2 separate regions of the Mus musculus genome follow, and region 1 is linked to region 2. A link is a contact called in ENCODE Hi-C data. All regions are on one chromosome and are shown on one strand. The core of a region is the stretch at or near the end of the contact, and the rest is flanking DNA. Distances in the headings are between cores, read along the strand shown. Region 1 overlaps Susd1 (sushi domain containing 1). Region 2 holds the start of Dnajc25 (DnaJ heat shock protein family (Hsp40) member C25).

Region 1 (4,560 bases), core at 1,213-3,712, 330 kb after region 2:
AGCCAGTGTTCTTAACTGCGGAGCCATCTCTCCAGCCCAAATGCAAATAATTTAAATCTCATACGTAAAGGAAAATACCGAGGTCAGAACATCGTTGAAGCAACTCTACCTTATTCCATTCACTTGTGATCCGTAACAGAATGCAGTACTCATTTCCTGTTTTCAAAGGTGCATTGTAATATTCCCCATAGTAGAGCCTGTCTCCAATAGATATCTCCAACGTGTCGTCTGGAACATCACTGGCCAGGATTTCTGCAGCCACATATCCGTCAGCAGGAGAAGTGTTGCCAAAGAATGAAGTCATGCCTTCAGAATCACAAGAAAATGTGCTTTGCAAGGACAGGGGAAGGACCAACACCTGATATGAACTGGGAGAGGGGGAAAAAGCAGAGAGATTGGCAGGGGCCTTGTGAAGAACAGAGATCCTATTCATCATCAGGCCCCTGACCAGATGTAAATGTTATAAGGTTCATGGGCCGCTTGTCTGGAAGTCTGTGTATTCGGGTTTACTGAACTCACCAGACTGGGCAAGAAAAACTGCTGGCTACACAGGATTTAGTGTCTGGCAGTTCTAACTACTGTGGACCTCCATATGTACCTACAGCCAGATGACAGCCAAATCCCAGCTTCACAGGGGGGCCAAGCACAGGCTCCCTCGGTGGGAGAAACGGGTGAGTGTATCACGACCTTGTGTCTGTCACATGGTGGATCTGATCGGCAGTGTGTCACACGGGCAAATAAAGCCTGCCAGTGGGGAGGGTTTAAAAGTCACATGAAGGCCTAGCACCTACGGGAATGAATGTGCTCAGCCTGAAGAGTGGCTCCAGACAGTCATGTGGTGACTTAAAACAAAAGTCATATGATTTACACTCCCCGCCGTTCCGAAGCCGACACCAAAGTTCACGCCAAACCAATGAGCGGTCAGGAGTAAAATGTCACCGTGGGTTAATCTGGGTTGACAAGATCCTGGAAAATGTAAAGTAGCCTATGGATCCGGTGAAAATGTCCCTTAAACAAGGACACAGAAAGGCACTGACACTCAGGTGTAAAGTTAGTAATATCTATCTTCCAAAGAGAAAAGCAGCCAGTCGGCAGAAACAGAGGAATGAAGTGCACCTGGTCAAACCATGCCTCCCTTTCCATGCCTGTGGGCTCAGCCTTTACTTCTGGGATCATAATGTATGAACATGTCCTATCTCTACTGACCTTGAAAACAGGGCTGGGGGTGGGGTTACAGGACTGCCTCTAGTACCTGCAGGTCCTTTCACATGTCTTCCTTTTAAAAATTGTTAATTTTTATTTTATGTGCACTGATGTACTGTCTGCATGTATGTCAGGTACCCTGGAACTGGAGTCACAGACAGTTGTAAGCTGTCTGTGGGTGCTAGGAATTGAACCCAGGTCCTCTGGAAGAGCAGCCAGTGTTCTTAATTACGAAGCCATCTCTCCGCCCTGCCCCCTCCCCTTTCACATTTCTTCAGTTATATTCAACTCCTCATAAATGTTGGTTGCGTTGAATTTTCAATTGAGAAAAAAAAAATGCCTGGACTAATACCAAATGTGATTAGGGTGATTTCCAAAACTCATTAGGCCACATAATTCTATTTTACCACCAATTTTGGGCTTCCTGCTCCACATTGCTAATGCCCCATTTCCTGCTCCCTAAAAGCACACGAATCACTTGGTTAAGGAGGGAGGGCCCTCCCCCACGTTAGCTGTTGTGGGAGGGCCCTCCCCCACGTTAGCTGTTGTGGGAGGGCCCTCCCCCACGTTAGCTGTTGTATTTGGAAAGACTCCAGCCACCTGCTATGTACCCAGCCATGTTAGGTGAGGGCCCTGATTTCCACAGAGCCTGGGCTTACTTTCAGAAAGGACTCTGAACAAAAGGGATTAAGTAAAACCTGCAGAGTAACAAAACAGTAACAAATCAATAAACATTGAGTTTCGCTGCCTTTGGGCAACACTTGGGACAGCTTTTCTGGGGCCTTGGAGGTATAGTGGCCACGGGCAAGAAGCCCCACACTGACTCAACCTGCCAGGTAACTGGAGTTCATGGCTCACCTGCACCGCGTTGATTCTGTACATTGCCCATTAGAGGTGCTGTTCACAGGGCAGGAAGCAGCTTTCTATTTAGCCTGGTAAATATAGAAATCCCCAGGCCCCACCCCAAACCTATGGGACCAAAGTTGGGAACGTTGACTGCTGATAAAGCATGCCAGCTGATTCCTGTTAGCTGGTAAGGTAAGAGACGTTAGCCTCGAGGGAGTCCAGGGGCAGGCCTGACTCTCTGCCTAAGCTCTCTGTGCTCCAGGCCAGGGTTCACACAAAAGACTCTGGCCTGGCAAAGCTGGTGCCTCCAGCTCAAGCCATGCAGCCAGGCTGGGGAACCGGCACAGCTCACACCCTGGTAAATAACCCGGGTGACTGACGTGAAGGGAGCAGCGGCAGTGGGTTGGAACCTGACCACCGGGCCAGCCTGCAAGAACTTCTCCCCACTTCCAGTGCCCTCCCCGCATGACTCACAGGTCGCCACTTCCTGTTTTGAAGGCATCGGCTGGTGCACTGCCACCAGGGCAGGCTGTCATTTGGCTTTTCTTTTTTTGCCTTACGCAATTATTTGGCTTAAGTATCACATCTGCTCTTGTAAATTTGTTCAGGCAATGAGTGATGCCAGGCTTCTGTTCCCCTTACAGCAACAGGATTACAATACTTTCCAGTAACTTACCAGGAATCAAGCAACAGAGCTGTATGGGCAATGTCTATCCCTGAAAAGACTTGAAATTAACGCAGTCTGAAAGCAGGGCAGCCTGTTCTATAACAAATAGATACTCACACAGTATCTCCAGGCTTGCCTTTGCGTTCTTTTAGAATATCTCAGATTTATTTATACCTTGATTGCACTGAACGGGCCATTACACTGAAGGGCTGAGAGTGATAAAGGGCCACGTAGGTCAGGTCATGCACACCCGAGCTCCTAGACCTGGTGCCCTGGCTCCCATCCACAGGCCAATGCTAATCTTCCTGTCTGAGAACAGGGACTGACTGAACTTCCCTAATCTTCCCTTGACCTTTGTAAATAAAATGCAAAACTGAGCACAATGTAGTCCTCCAACAGAGGTAAATTAATCCCATCTCAATGCCATCTGGAATCCCAGCTGGTCACTAACTACATAGTGTCTTGCCTATATAACTCAATATGTGAACAGATTAAAAAGAATTCTCCAAATGACCTTTTCTGAAACCACTACACACACACTCCAAGATCAGCCTGACGCAAGGAGACATTCTGTCTCTGGGAAATGAGACAATCAATCCTTGTGACCCACCATCACCATCATTAAAGGTTGTACCATGGGACGTGCATGCAAGGGACTATGCTGCCCAAAATGTTTGTCTCTGGTCCCTTATAAGTCTCACTCTTCATTGGGAAGAATGCTACTGGGATGGCAAGCCCACTATGTGTTCTGGGAAACAAAGCAAGAGGTCCAGTTGCTTTGCTCCAGCTACCCAAGTTCAGCCACTCACAGGGAAGCCTTCCCACTCACATAGTGGGACCACTGTGTGGAGAAAGACAGGTACTCACCTGATAGGTCCATTTATCTCCTTGACTTTCCTCAGCGTGAAGCGTGGTAGAGGCCTTCCCCGCACAGTGAAAAAGTCTACTTCAGGAAGTGGGGGCTCTGCAAACATTAAGAAGGAGAAAACATGGGGGGGGGCGATCAGATCAAGTAAAAAGCACAAAAAAAGTGGTTTTCCAGGATGTCATGAAAGTTTGTAACCTCGAAACTGGAATATACATACAGCAAAAAGGCAAATGTTCTATGAGTTCACTTGAGTGAAACATTTAGATTAGTCAAATTCACAGAGCGAGCAGACTAGCAGTGGCCATGAGCTGAGGGCCGTGGCAAGGAACTGGGCTCATTGCTTAAAGCTGAAAGCTTTTGTATGCAGTGATAGAACAATATTGGAAAATAGGTAGTGGTGGTAGTTGTGCAACACAGTGACTGTCCCAACACTAATCAAGTGTTTATTTAAAAATGGCTAATGTTACATTTTACGTTACATGACTGTTCATAATAAAAAGAAGTGATGAACACGGTCCAGCACCCACAGGGTGCTGGTGTTTGCTACGTCAACCACGGGTTTTGATGTTTGCGAGACAAAATCTTATTTGGTAGGTGCTCTGGTTTGGAGATGGGTTAAGGGTGTCTCCCCAGACCTTCAGGCGTCTGAAGCTTTGCTCCCAGGGTGATGACGCAAAAGGAACCTTTTAGATACAGAGTCTGGTGGAAGGTCTAACTGGTCACCGAGAACAAGATCGGCCCCACCCTGGTTGTGCTTACTGCCAAGGCACATGGACCCTTCCTTAAATAATCCATTACGAAGCCATCCACCAAGGGGCCCTCACCTGCGGCCAAACTCTCGGAGTAGCCCCACCTCGAACTTGTAGCATCCTAAAGTGTGAGCTAAAGAAATCCCTTTCCTATCCAGCTTTGCACATTTTTATTATAACAACAGAACGAGGACTCACGTAGCACAGAAGACCAGCATGTCAGACTT
Region 2 (4,789 bases), core at 417-2,916:
TAAATGAAGGCATTGAGTCTTGCTTAGAGTTTCACAGGTTTAGTTCTCTCTCTCTCTCTCTCTCTCTCTCTCTCTCTCTCTCTCCCCCCCCCGTGTGTGTGTGTGTGTGTGTGTGTGTGTATGTGTGTGTGTGTGTGTGTGTGTGTGTGTGTGTGTGTGTATGAGAGAGAGAGAGTGGGGGTGAGGGGGAGCAGATGTGGGCTTTTGAAAAACTCAAAAGCCTACCTCCAACAAGACCATCTCTCTCAAGTCTTACCAAGAATCCCCTCACTCCCTGGCTACTAAGCATTCAAGTATCGGAGCCTGTGGCAACCATTCTTATTCAAACCACCACAGTGTGAGTACTCGTCAAACCTGCAAATGTGACTATTAATAGAAACTCCCCGTCTTGAAAGAGGTATTGGTATTTTGGCTCACTTTGAATTTATTTGAAATGAAATAATTGAGGTTTATAGAGGCTAAAGTCCATGTTGATACTAGAAAAATTTAATTGTATTCTTCCTGAATATCTAACATTGTCTATCAAATCTTCACTTGGTGTACAGACCAATCCCAATGGATAGATCCCTATCTATTAGTTGTTAGCCAGTTGCCATCATAGACCTGGGAAACTATAAAGTCAGTCATGTGGGATATACTGGTCATTCATTATCAACCCGACTGGATTTAGAATCACCATGGAAACACATCTCTGAGTGTGTGTGAGGCTGTTTTCCAGAAGGGTGTAACTGAGGTAAGAACAACATGGACACATCACCATCATACATAGTGAGGCATTGGATCAAATAAAAAGGAGAAAATAAATTTGGCACCCTTTTCATTCCTTTATTCTAATTTCAGATAATGTGTAACTAGCAACTTTGTTGCCAGGCCTTCTGGACTGTGGGGGCCGTATTCCCTAGAACCCTAAACCCAAATAAATCCTTCATCTTTGATGTTGCTGCTTGCAGGTATTTGGTCACAGCAACAAATAAATTACACATTTAAAAACTGTGGTTTATCTGAAATTTAAACTTAATGGAGCACGTCCTCTCCCCACTCCACCTCCTGATTTCCCTGGAGGCATTTGCAAGATCTTAAGCTGTATTTTGATTGTCACAATTAGGGATAATGGTGTTACAGGCACTTTTGTGGACCGTATGGGGGTACTACTAAACGTTTTACATCCTCCGGGCAAATAATTGTTTGCTCTAAAATATAAATAAGCAGAGAAACAGAGAACAAAAAGGCCACGGTCTTTCAGGGCTCCTGGGAGAGAGACAGTGCAATTGTCTAAGTTCATCTTCAGTTTGGGTTAGAGGGGGGGCAATGTCCAGGCCTGGAGACAGGATGCCAGTGCCCAGAGTTCCTACGGCAGCGGATGAAGTAGCGAGGTCGAGAAGGTGGCGTGTGGCTAGTCCTGCGTGTGGACTGTGCCGCACTAGGCGGCTAGGAGCGCTTCAGACAGACAGACACCTACCCCTGCCTCAGAAAAGACCGCTGAGCTACTAAGACTACCAGGCTCCACAACACACAGAAGCCGCCCGAGGCTAAGGCGTCCTTCTCTCCTAGCAACGCGCGGGGACGGAAGTGGCTGCGGCGCCACGCCCCCTGCGCCTGCGCACAGGCGCGGCCTGCTGACGTGGACCGGGCTGCGGGGCCGAGCCCGGCGCCGAGGAGAGCAGCCGCGGCCGCTGTGCTGGCAGAGCGGCGAGCGAGGCGGGGATGGCGGCGCGGCTCGCTTTGCGCGGGGGACCCGGGGCTGCCGGCCAGCGCCCATGGCTGCTGCTGGCGCCGCTGCTGCTGGTCCCGCTGCTGGCGCGGCCCGCCGAGGCCCTGGTGGAAGGGCTGTACTGCGGCACGCGCGACTGCTACGAGGTGCTGGGCGTGAGCCGCTCGGCCAGCAAGGCGGAGATCGCGCGGGCCTACCGTCAGCTGGCCCGGCGCTACCACCCAGATCGCTACCGGCCCGAGCCCGGGGACGGCCCCGGGGGCGCGCCGCCGAGCGCCGAGGCTTTCCTGCTAGTGGCGACCGCCTACGAGACGCTCAAGGTGAGGCTCGCGGGCGCTGATGGGTGGCTGGGGATTTGGGTCTCCTAGCCGGGTGATCAGGTCCTCTACGACCCCAGCACACTGCTGCCGCCTGGACTTTTAGGAGGTCCACGTTTCCCACGTGGCCGTGGAATGAGCCACCTTGGCCCGCTAGCCAGCATGGCCACCTCCTCGAGGACAGTTTTGGAGGACAGCCAGTTCTGTTTTTGGACAGTTGTTATGCAAAGCTTTGCACTTATTTTATTTTTGGTGTAAAAAGCATTCTGGTTACTTGAGGTGCATGCTCGGAAAGCAGGGTGATTGTCAGTGCTAGGATCTGAGATAGGACATAGAACAGAAAAGTCTGAAATACTGAGTATTAACAACTGATCATGCCAATTTGATAGGACAGAAGTTTGGCCTCTGGGATAATGTCAATAATGACATTTATCTAGAAGCGCGCGCACACACACACACACACACACACACACAAACAGCGAACTATCAGTCCGAAAACTGGACTGTGACTTTTGGCTCTGACAACTCCTGAGTGACCTTGGATAGTTGTTTCTGACTTGGGGCAGAAGATTGAGAATTCCTAGTAGGAAAATAATTTTTGGACGTGTGTAGTGATCTGACAAAGGCTTTATTGCCTGCTGTGCATGTAGGAGGATTTAGCTTGACCCCCTTTTCTTTGATTACTGCAGTATATGTAAAAAAAAAAATCACCTGTTATGTCATGCTTGAGGGAGGTATTTCTGTTTCAAGAGCCCCATCGGAAGACTGCAGCGTCAGTCATAGCCGTGTTTCCATCATAGCTGTGTCTCTTTCCTAGGTTTTTGTTGTTGTTGTTGTTTTGTTTTCCAGCCTTCTTGTAATGACTACTTTGGATAGCTGTATTACCATTAATGGTGGATTAGTCCTCCAGATTAGCTTTACAGAGTTGGCAATTCGGAGTCAAATTCCCTTTCTTTCAGGCTTAGAGCAGTTTGATGTTTGGAGCTATTAAGACTGTACTTCACTGACTAAATTCTCACCAGCTAGTGAGAGTACAGTTTTTGTTGGCACTCAGTTGAGGTATGGGCGAGCAGTTAGAAAGAAATTTGAAGGCTTAGTCCCCATTATTAGAGGAATGAGTGATTGAGAGAACAGGCTTCAAAAAAACCAGAAAGAACTTGCTCCCCCTGGAACCACTCAGCACATGAACCCCAAACTGTTTGCTGAGGAACGTGTGGTTCTATGCTGCCCGACCTTCCAAGGGCCTCGAGGTGCACTGGGGGCTCTGCTGAGAGAGCCAGGACAGATAGGAGCAGAAGTGCTGGCAACTGTCGCCTTCGCCTAGGTTTTGTGGGGCAAGAGATGGGTGGGTAGGTTTGGCGGGGGAATGGTAAAGGTGTTCATAAGAACTTTGAGAACAAGTGCCAGGACTAAAGTGTAGTGCCAGCAGATGACATTCTCAATGGAAGTACTCCTAGGACTCAAAATAGTTATGCTATTTTCTTAGGGACACTGTTTCCAAAGTCTAATCTGGTTGTTTTGGTTGTTTGGTTGTTTTGGTTTGTTGCTTCTAAAGGTTTCTACTCTAAAGTTTAGAACTGATTTATCAGAAAATAAAAAAGCTAGGTAAAACAATGTGTCCACTCAAGGCCAAGGGGCTTCTAGGCAGTTATAAAGTGTGTTGTCTGGCATGGTGGTGCACGCCTTTAATCCCAGCATTTGGGAGCCAGGGGCAGGTGGATCTCTTGAGTTTGAGGCCAGCCTGTTCTACAAAGCAAGTTCCTGGATAATTGGGCTACACAGAGAAACCCTGTCTCCAAATACATACATACCACCACCAACCTTCCCCCTCTCCTCCCAAATACCTAGAGTTCCTAGAGAAAGTAACATTTTACTTGACTCTGACAAGGTGTTTGTAGTAGCTCAGAACACTCAGAACACTCAGAACACTTCCCAGCAGGGAACTAGAAACTTGTGGAGTTTGGCACTGGAGGAGAAGGCCCTGGGGAGTGTTCTAGCCCCAGCTCCCAAGCCGAACTACGTCAAGATACAGCAGAACTCTGAAAATACCTGTTTAGAATTTAGATCTGAACATAGCTTCAGCTTCTCAATGGAGTACTGATAAGCTCGTCTCTGCTCTTTATATTGCCTTCAGCTGGAAAAGGACGTTAAAAGCTGTGGTGTCAAAGACAAATAGGTTGCCTGATTTGTGTTTCTGTTGTAATGGAGAACTGAGAAAGTTGCCTAAGAATAACACTTCTGAGTAATGCAAAGACTTAATAAAGATGCCATCCAGTTTGTAGGACGGGCTGATCTTCCAGTTATTCTACGGAGGTCATGCAGATATAATCACTGTTTGTTTGTATCATATCTTTAGTGTGGAAGAAGGATTTGTGGGGGAGAAGAAATATAGATGAACTTTACTAGGAACTGGTCAGGTAGACTGGTAGGGGAAATTGAGGTCCAGGGGCTCTGGACTCTAGGATAAAAAAATGGCACCCAGAAGCCTGTCCCTAAATGTTGAGCATAAGTACATCTTCCACATGGGAACTGCATTCGTGTTTGACGTCAGTGGACTTGTGGTTCTGTGCTCATATTGAGAGCAAGGGGAGCAAGGTGGGCTTTGTTTTTGTTTTGCTTTGTTTTTTGTTTTTGTATTAAAAATAAGTACAATTAATGAGACAAGAAGGTAAGACCCGTGGTCATTACTAATTTAGGAACAAGTGAGTCCGACTGTGCATGAGGAGATTGAGGGAAACCCAGAGAAGGGGTGGGTGATGGA

Evidence for each region. A loop is a pair of places that touch in the nucleus more often than their neighbours do.
Region 1: a map of T-helper 2 cell shows a loop between it and region 2 (2.4-fold over the local background). The contact joins the enhancer-like site here to the promoter of Dnajc25 in region 2. A Hi-C loop is called at or near these places in 2 of 37 maps with a recorded cell type or tissue (T-helper 2 cell and v-Abl transformed pro-B cells).

What each region holds. Positions count from the first base shown.
Region 1 is chr4:59,329,354-59,333,913 of GRCm38, forward strand. It overlaps Susd1 (sushi domain containing 1), which reads right to left. Exons shown (of 17, transcript NM_001163288.2): 13 at 3,584-3,680; 14 at 110-368. Among named protein-coding and RNA genes, the nearest start is that of Gm35578, 50 kb to the left of the region's middle. Within about 2 kb of position 2,463, at least 1 of the 3 ENCODE cell types and tissues checked has a DNase peak (open chromatin) inside an H3K27ac peak, as active enhancers do.
Region 2 is chr4:59,001,527-59,006,315 of GRCm38, forward strand. It overlaps Dnajc25 (DnaJ heat shock protein family (Hsp40) member C25), which reads left to right and starts at 1,667. Exons shown (of 4, transcript NM_001033165.3): 1 at 1,667-2,031. The coding sequence starts at 1,705.